2 separate regions of the Homo sapiens genome follow, and region 1 is linked to region 2. A link is a loop called in an ENCODE intact Hi-C map of the cell type or tissue named here. Cell type or tissue: psoas muscle. All regions are shown on one strand.

The links. A loop is a pair of places that touch in the nucleus more often than their neighbours do. Peaks named below come from ENCODE experiments on the same cell type or tissue, not always from the same donor. Only the 100,000 strongest peaks of a DNase experiment are listed, where the experiment ranks them.
Region 1: a loop joins it to region 2, with 2.7 times the contacts of the local background. A loop is called at or near these places in 4 of 110 quality-filtered maps.

What each region holds. Positions count from the first base shown.
Region 1 is chr15:48,371,884-48,376,883 of GRCh38, reverse strand. No RefSeq gene overlaps it. Among named protein-coding and RNA genes, the nearest start is that of DUT-AS1, 43 kb to the right of the region's middle. In psoas muscle, no CTCF peak of the experiment used is centred here; no DNase peak of the experiment used is centred here.
Region 2 is chr15:48,783,038-48,788,037 of GRCh38, reverse strand. It overlaps CEP152 (centrosomal protein 152), which reads left to right. Exons shown (of 27, transcript NM_001194998.2): 10 at 3,918-4,065. Among named protein-coding and RNA genes, the nearest start is that of CEP152, 26 kb to the left of the region's middle. In psoas muscle, no CTCF peak of the experiment used is centred here; a DNase peak (open chromatin) is centred at 2,627.

The sequences.
Region 1 (5,000 bases), 410 kb after region 2:
GCCCCTTTCAGCCATGGCTGGAGCAGCTGGGACACAGGGCACCAAGTCCCTAGGCTGCACACAGAATGAGGACCCTGGGCCCAGCCCACGAAACCACTTTTTCCTCCTGGGCCTCCATGCCTGTGATGGGAAGGGCTGCTGTGAAGACCTCTAACATGCCCTGGAGACATTTTTCCCATTGTCTTGGGAATTAACATTTGACTCTTTATTACTTTTGTGAATTTCTGCAGCTGGCTTGAATTTCTCCTAAAGAAAATGGGATTTTCTTTTCTATCATATTGTGAGGCTGCAAATTTTCTAAACTTTTATACTCTGTTTCCCTTTTAAAACTGAGTGCCTTTAATAGCACCCAAGTCAATTATTGAATGCTTTGCTGCTTAGAAATTTCTTCTGCCAGATATCCTAAATCATCTGTCTCAAATTCAAAGTTCTACAAATCTCTAGGGCAGGGGCAAAATGTTGCAGTCTCTTCACTAAAACATAACAAGAGTCACCTTCACTCAAACATAGCAAGAGTCACCTTTGCTCCGGTTCCCAACAAGTTACTCATCTCCATCTGAGACCACCTCAGCCTGGATTTCATTGTCCATATCATTTTCAGCATTTTAGTCAAAGCCGTTCAACAGGTCTCTAGGAGGTTCCAAATTGTCCCACATTTTCCTGTCTTCTTCTGAGCCCTCCAAACTGTTCCAACCTCTGCCTGTTACCCAGTTCCAAAGTTGCTTCCACATTTTCAGGTATCTTTTCAGCAGCACCCCACTCTACTGGTACAAGTTTACTGTATTAGTCCATTTTTACACTGCTGATAAAGACATACTTGAGGCTGGGCAATCTACAAAAGAAAGAGGCTTAATGGACTTACAGATCCACATGGCTGGGGAGGCCTCGCAATCATGGTCAAAGGCAAGGAGGAACAAGTCACATCTTACACGGATGGCAGGAGGCAAAGTGAGAGCTAGTGCAGAGAAACTCCCATTTTTAAAACCATCAGATCTCATGAGATACATTCACTATCATCAGAACAGCACAGGAAACACCTGCCCCCATGATTCAGTCATCTCCCACTGGGTCCCTCCTACAACACATGGGAATTATGGAGCTACAAGATGAGATTTGGGTGGGGACACAAAGCCAAACCATATCAAAGGCAAAGGGTTTTAAGTCAATCTGTGAGTTGATTGGGCTATTTTTTAGTGCTGATTTTCACCAGAGGAGGGTGGGGATGAGAGAGGAAGGGAGTTCTTGATAGGGTGCTGTTCAAAGGTGCTTGGGGGCAGGTGCAAGGGAGCTGAGATCTTTTCCATATTTCTGTTTCTTCTCTGAGCTCCACAGAGCCAGAGGCCATGAGCAGACAGGCTTTGGGGCCTGGATGACAGTTGTGACAGATATCACTGCCTTCTACCAGGCCCACAGGGAACACAAGATGCTCCAGTGCTGTCAGGATCTAGGGGAAGCTGCTGTCATTTTTGCATCTCCAGGGTTTCAGCTTTGAGATCACCAGGAAATAATACCATGTGGAGGGAGCTGGTGGGATTCTTACAGGGTTGGGGCAAGGTGTTCTGTGACTTTGGGGCAGCAAATACCTGTGAGAGGGCTGGAGTGAATGACTGTGAGAACTGGGTGGGAGCACATATGAGGCACCCCGGGGGATGTCCAGAAACACCTGGAGTAGCTGAGGTCCCACTTCATGCACACAAGCCCTAACTTTCAAAAATGGGTCCCGACTGCTAGCTCAGCTCTGTGTCTCCAGATGGAAGAGATCTGTGAATCTATGAAACCCAAATTGTTCTGGCAGAGCAAACTAACTTTGCCTACTTTATAGCTACCAAGGGATCCAATTCAACTCCATCTTTGAAAACCAGATTAAACTAGTCCAATTTCCATGGTTTAGCTGCCAGTTCTTCATTTGCAGGTTGACAGAAGGGGATGAGAGAAAGAGAGAGGGATTATACTATTTCTGCTCCCTTCTATCCCTATCCCTTTTCTTCCCCTCACTTGATAAAGCAAATAGTAATTTGTCCAAGATTTTTATCAGGGAGACCAATCTCTCTACCCCAGTCCAGGTTTTCTGTGCATAAAGGAGTGAATATATTCTTAGAAATGATATGGAGAGAATGAGTACAAATGGTGAAGTAAAATCTAGCTTCCAGGGCTGCAGAGCTCATGAAGATGCTGGAAGTCATCCAATCCAATCCAATCCCTTCTACGTTCTTGTGCTCATTGCTCTTTCAGCCTCCTGTCCGCCTCCAGTAACATAACAAGAAAAAAAAAAATCGATGGGACTTTATAGCTACATGGTATTGAAGAAAGTCTATCAGTAGACAAAAGAGAATGAATAGTTTGAATGCAGATCATGATGAGAAATGTCAAACCCTTGAGAAAATGTGCTATGAAGGGTAGTATAGGTCAAAACACACTTTCCTCTGAGTTTAAATCTCAGCACTGTGATGTTTAAAAAGAAAAGAATGTCTAGAGAAATAGACATAAAAGATAAGAACTGGGATGAATAAGGAAGGGTGGAGCTCAGGAAACTAATAAGTGAGAAGAATGGAAAGAAATGGGCTACAGCAAAGAGAGTGGGAGTGAGAGCAGAGAAAGAGGCTGATGAACAGAAAAGTGACACTGGGTGTGGACCGAGGACTGGATGCCGAAAGGGTGGGTCGCGACAGATAATGGCAGCCGGGGGAAGGTGAAGCAATCAGAGGATTGGAGACAGGCAGGGAGTGGACCAAGCAAAGAGACTTCACAATCTGTCTGGGGAGAAATGGGGAGGAGGAGGGAGGTAGTGGGGGAAAAGCAAGCATGGCGCAAGTCCAGATAGCTGCACACCGGGGCAGCCTCAGAGGAGTGACTCACCGCCTCTCAGGCAGATTTGCTTCGCAGCCCCTGGTTGGTACGACTACTTGAGCTCATCAAGAAGCTTAGCAAATTAAGAAGTGGTTAAAATACTAAGGGTAGGGCCAGCTATTGTTGCCAGCATAACATGATTAATGTTATACTAGTCTCTTTTCAGCCCTATGGATTCCATCTTGTCTTGTCATTCACATGGACTGTGAAGTCATTCATTTTCTTTTCCTCTAAAACTCTGTGATTCCTTTGCTTAATGTCACTCTGCACAGAACTTGAGCCTCCCTTCACCTCGCCTTGTCTCACAGTAATATGACTAAGTCATTGGTGACACTGACATGGGGAGAGGGAGTTACCAAAATCTTAGAAGACGATGTCTCGCTTATGAAGGGCTATTTAAAATGGAGGTGAGATGCTGTACAGTAACATTCCAGAAAGCAGATACAATGACCGGTGTTTCCAACCATGATCAGTCTTTACAGGGTGTACAGTACAGTGGACAGGCAGCACTCCTTCTCCCTTAGCGTCAGTTTCCTTCATCACAAAATGGTGGTGGGGGCAAGGCTAGGAGGAGGAATTGAACTAGGAATCATTGGAAACGGCTCCTTAGTTTCTTCTCACATCTTGGAGGTGGCTTCCTAGAGTGTTGTGTCTGGAAAGGGATTCTGAGACTACATCATGAGTAAGTGGGAAAATGCTAACATGGGTCATTGTGAAAAATAGCAATTTTTGAGTATTCTGTGAAAGTCACTATTCTAAGTGATCTACATAAATTGTGTCATTATTAATCCATTTTATGATTAAGGAGTCTCACAGTGAGTCTTGCTTAGTGGTGTCTGCCATGGTATAAGTGCCATGGGTTTCTGACTTCTGCACCAAATAATCTCTAAATTCCTTTTTTCACACTCTAGAATACTATAATATGTGAGAGATTACAGCAGTGACCTGCCTTAGGCTACTCCTAATAGGGTTCCTCTTTGCCACTGTCGGTCTTCATTGTCCTTCTCTCCAGGATCCTGAGCACTTCTGCGTGAATGCATGGAAGCAGTCATTGGCTCCATGGCTACTTTCTCATGGATGACGCAGGACAAATGCTGAAACTTGCCTTGCTTTGCCTGCAGCCTCACATAGGTGCTTGGTCAAACACCCTATGCTGGTTGTCAACAAATTCATCATTTTCCCGGTGCTGCCAAAAGTCTGAGTTTGGCGATCATCTTCTGCTCTATGACACTTCACCAGGGGAGATGTCCATCTCCCTTAAATCTCCTGCTAGCATACACTGAGATTTGTGACTCTACATCACAGGTCAACTCCTCATTCATAGCACCGGGAGGATGCTAAAAAAAAAAAAAAAAAAAAAAAAAGCAGGTCATTTTTCTCCAACATCTGTATCCTCTGTGTGTGCCTCCAGAGCTATCCAGGTTAAGAACAGTGATTACAGTTTAACCATAAATCTTTGGTAATGTATCTCTTGTCTCCAGTACTCTAGTGTATGTATTAATAACAACTTCCAAAGTATGTATAATGCCTAATTTATATAATACTTTTATACAGTTAGCTTATATTAATCTTTATCCTCATGACAGGTAAAGTAGGTTTTATTATCACCATCAGTCCAGAAGGAAATCAGGTCCTAGGGAGTTCAAATGATCCTTACATACAGCTGGAAAAAGCAGAACCGGAATTAGAATCTAGATCCTTTGACTAGAGACCTGCAGGACATACAAGAGCAGGAATTTGGTGAAAAACTTGGAGAAGAAATTGAACAAGGGAGTGGGAAGCTTGCTTTATTATAGGTCACCCCATTCCCTGGCTCTGAATAGAATCCAAGAGGCTTGGGTTCAGAGGCAGGTCATGGAACAGAAGCTATAATTGCTAAGTGAAGAAACTGTTGAAATGAGCTGCAAACTTTTTGATTTCTTCATCCCATTTCAGAATCCTGTACAGTAGTGGTTTCCAGTCCATGTTCTGGGGAGCCTTAGGGTCAAGTTTGTGAAGTTTCCTTAGGGTCAACACGACATCATGGTGGAACATCCCTGCAGTACCACTTTCACCTGTCTTAGATATTGGACATCTGCATAAGATTTAAGTTGAAGAATATTTTGCTACTTAGGAAAAATCTTTGCAATTCGTCATTATACAGGACTATTTAA
Region 2 (5,000 bases):
CTGTTGAGAAATGATTCTTGGGAAGAGAGTAAATTTTGAGGACAGTATAATTTATAAAATAAGACAGTCTGATCTAGACTTAATGAGATTTGCATCTTGAGCATATTGCACAGTGAATTTTTATTATTTTCACTCAAGGGGGAATAAAATATTGAAAGCTAAATGTGAGTCAGGTGGTGAGTTTGCTTGTGCTCCATAACTCTAGGTAATCACTTGAGTGAATAACATTTCAGAATTTATTTTTCTTAATGTAATTTCAAAATTGATTTAACTTAAGGGAAGGAGAGAAGAAAAATCAGATGTGAGGGTATGGAAAATTTCACCACACTTAAAATTCATGCTGATTTGGGTTATTTCTGACCTATATAGCTGCCTCTAATTTTTCCATGCTTTTAGGTAGAACTATATAAGAGTGCATTACTGGCAATAATTATTTATCATTTTATTTTATTTTTACATGTATTTATGTGTGTTTTTATTATATCTATTTCATTATGTATTTATTTTATATAAAAAAATTGTGAATTTGATCAATGTGGAGGATATATAGGAGTAGGGAAAGATGAAGGCCAGTTACGGTGGCTCATGCCTGTAATCCCAGCACTTCGGGAGGTTGAGGCAGGTGGATCACTTGAGCCCATGAGTTCAAGACTAGCCTGGGCAAAATAGTGAATCCTTGTCTTTACGAAGAAAAAATAACAAATTAGCTGGGCATGGTGGCATGCGCCTGTAGTCCCAGCTACTTGGGAGGCTGAGGTGGGAGGATTGCTTGAGCTCAGGAGGTCGAGGCTGCAGTGAGCCATGATTGCACCACTGCATTCCAGCCTGGGTAACAGAGTGAGACTCTTTTTCCAGAAAAAAAAAAAAAAAAAAACGAAGGCTATACCAAATTATTGAAAAGTCTACTTTATAGAATATTTAAACAGAATTTGAGATGTAGCTTCATAAATTTTTATTTTATTTTATTTTAAAGTTAGTTTTGGCCAAACATAGGGTAACATTGAAGTTAGTTGGACTTGGACAGTAGCCCTTCTTGGATGACTGGAGAAGAGTGGATCCTGGTGGCTTTTCCTTATTGGGTTGGGGGTCTCCATTCTCTGTTGACTTAAACACAGTTTCATTAGGGATGGATTGGAAGGAATTTCTAGTGTTTTCTACCCCTGTGCCCACTGCATTACTCTGTTGTCCACTGCCCCACCCCCTTCAATAGAAGAACTCTACAGTAAAGTCAGAACAAATTCTTGATTCTGTGCTGGGTGGGTTTCAGACCCCGGAATCCATAAATTGAAGGTGTTAAGGTCTTTTCCCACTGTTACGTTCTTTGCCTATTTTTACTTTGTTTTATTATTATTTTTTTTAACAGAGCATGGCACTGATGTTAGGCTCTGCATATAATTGCATAGCTGCTTTGCAAAGTGGTGATTCCAAAGCGCCTAACAGAAGCCCAGACCTCGGCATCATGCCACATATCCATGTAACACACCTATACACATATCCCCTGAATCTAAAATTAAAAACAAAATGTCTGTAATTAGTATATTTTGAGAAATTTATGGATTGTAAAATTATTAGTGTTTTTCTTAAGACAGCAGCTTTTCTGGGTAGAAAAGATTGTATGCACTCACAACATATTATAATAGTTCTTTTTTTTTGGCTGATTTTCCCTTGAATTTGTTTAGTGAGACAGAAAAGGTGAAAGAAATGGGCTTCTTGGAGCTCATAGTGTTCCTCCAATGTCATAATTCTCTCCTAGTAAACTATCGCCTGGACTCTCTCCACCAAACTGACTTTTACCTCCTCCCATTCATGGAAGTGTCATGTTAAGATCTCTGATTATCTCCTTGTTGGTATATTACTTTTTTCCTTCTGTCTCCTTGAAAACTTCAGCTTTTGGTGAAGTCATGGACTTTGGTTTCTATGTCATAACCTTTTACCTTTTCTTTAATGTTATATTTAAAGGCTCCACTTTGAACACTTTCTGTTGGCTTAGAGACTCCCACAGACTTCTCTGTGTGTGGTCCAGTCCTCATTTTCCTGTGTGCTAGAACCCTGTCCAGTTCTTTTTCCCTCCCACAGATTCAGCTGTCATCTCTATCATCTCTCTCTCTCTCTCTCTCTTTTTTTTTTTTTTTGAGATGGAGTCTCGCCCTGTTGCCCAGGCTGGAGTTCAGCCGTCATCTCTTTATCATTACACTTGTCTCAGTCTTGAAAAATGTCTGCCCATATCAGACTTGAACTACTCAAGCTAATCATGGCAAACATTGAGCTACTCAATCTTTTTTGATTTTTGGTATTAAAACTTTAAACTTTAAAGTTTTATGAGTATGATCTGTTTTCCTGAACTTGTCAATAGGATACACCATAGTTTAATTGATTTTTACATAAAATCAAATTATTGGCAGAGTCTGCCTTTTCTTTACAATTTTTTTATACCTACCTTTTCTTTAACTTTGTTTGCTAGTTCCCAGTCCCTTGTTAACACTATTGTGACCTCCCCAGAATATAAATATTAGCTGTCTCCCCACCCCTTCTTGCTGTCATTACTGTCATGCTGTCATTAATATGAGCTCATTCATTGTTTTTGCCACGTTACTTTGGCGCTTTAGAACCAGGTTTCTCAAGCTGGCCTGGAATTCGCAGCAGTGTGCCAGGAGGTTTGCAGTGCTGAATAAACATGGACTAGTTTCCAGAAGCTTCATTTTGCTCAAAAATTTAGTAGAAAAAATTTAAAGCAAACACAGCTTCATTATGAAATAGAATACAAAATTCACATGGATTTTTAAGCTAAAATGGGAGACTTCAGAGTCTCTTTGCTTCAAGGTAGTTATGTATTGGTGCTCTTATGGGATGTACCTTGTGTTAGTATCCTTAAGGTATTATTGGGCTTTAGGTTATACTACAGATCAGGCAGCAAAAGCCTAAGGCCTTTTCTCTACTTCAAAGCCCTTTCTCAGTATTCTTCTTATTTCTTATTTTCTTTAGGTTTTCTTGGGTAATTTCAGTTAATCAACTTAACTCATTCCTCTGCCTCTCCCATGCTCTGCCATTTGCCTGGAATTCAGCCTGTGTAGCCTTTTTTGAAAGAAAGGTGATGATTTCGACAGTGTGTTTGTTCTACCTGGACTCAGGACTCCCGTGGTTTATTACACCCAAACATATTTTCTTTTGGAAGAAACTTGAGTATATTGCATACACACTCTATATTTTATGTAATCCCATATAGTTACACACATGCACATACACATTTACCCTATTTTTCTTTGTCATTTATTTTTCAAGTGTTTCTTACAGCACTTGATATGTCTAAGGCACTGCAGAAGCACCTTCAAGGGGGCTATTAAGAGAAATAAGACATCTAAAAGGTGGAGAAAGATAAGAAAGAAACAGATCAAGTTTAAAAGAATTTCAGAGGAGGGAAAGATTATTTTTTGGCTGCTCTTAATGGAATGAACTTTTGGCTGCTTAGAATACAGTGAGTTTTCATGTGTTTATCTATATCCTTACTGTTTTGGGATACAAATAGCATGATTCAAAGTAGTCTGCCTAAATATATATACATACACTTATACTGACAATATAAAATACGCATAGGAATGTAATACATTTTCTTTGGCTTGAATAAAATCTAATTTTTGAATAACTCATTGTCTTGTGAATATAGAGTTGAAGGAGACTTTAGAAGGCACCTAATTCAACCTTTATTAGCATAATTACAAAAGAAGAAACAGACTGAAGAGTTGAAGCTTCACCCAAGCTCTTGACTCCCAGTTCTGTGCACTTTACCTTGTAAAAGAGGTGATGCTCCCATGTGATGATCTTGTGTTTGACATCAAATCTAATTATGTATCATAATTTTTAGTTTACTCTTTATTAAAACTCTTTATGAAAATGACTTCCTGAACTTTTTTTCTATTTAGGAAGACATTTGCTCTCGTCTGAAAGATCACGTGAAACAACTGGAAAGGAATCAAGAAGCAATCAAGTTAGAAAAGACTGAGATCATTAATAAGTTGACAAGAAGTCTAGAGGAGAGTCAAAAGCAGTGTGCCCACTTGTTGCAGTCCGGTAGGTGTCTGGTAGGTCCACTGTCTCCCCAGAAGGTTGGTTCAATATGCAGAAAGAATGTAGTAGGATCCATGACTTGTAAAAATCCAGAAGGGACAGAAAACACAATCAGCAATAAATTTCTTTAAAAAAAAGAAATATATATTTTTATATATATACAGAAGGCATATATATATATATACATATATATATATATACATACACACATATATAAAAAAATATATAAAGGTTTAGTTTGTTTTTATTAAATAATTTGGAAGCTGGAGACCAGTATAAAGTACCAAATAAAAATAACCGTAATTCTACTACTGAGATAATTATTGTTAGCATTTGAATGTATTTCCTTCAAATGAAATGAATGTACACACATAGACAATGTCCTGCTTCTTTATGTAATGCATTTCTGAAAACATACTAAAGCTGAACATGCAAAAATTGAACAATAAAATACATTATAGGGTAATTTCTATCCCTGAAAACTAAAAGTGATTATAAAATCCCATTATATTTTGCTTTTTTAGGCCCAATATTTGATCATATAGTTCTATCCTTTGTATAACTTCTTTCATATTTTTCCCCTCATAATGGAATAGTGACTTACCTAGTCAGTTGAGGCCAGAGAGTTACATTTTTGTCATGCTTCAGATTTCTAATATGGTCTTTATAGTATTAAGTTTGAGACATATGCTTCCTATCATTTTAGTTTCAGCAGTTGTTTTATTTCTTATTAATTTTTATAAAATGATATTAGAGCAAAGAACAATAAAATGATCACGTTTGTACAAACACCGCTATATAGACAAAACTTCCCTGTTTGCTGGTAAGTAGCTCACATTGTGAAAACAGGTCAACAGTTATTCATTAACTGATATATGAAAGTCACACTTTGGCATATGAAAGGTAATTTAGACTGTTGGTACAATATGTGAAAGGGT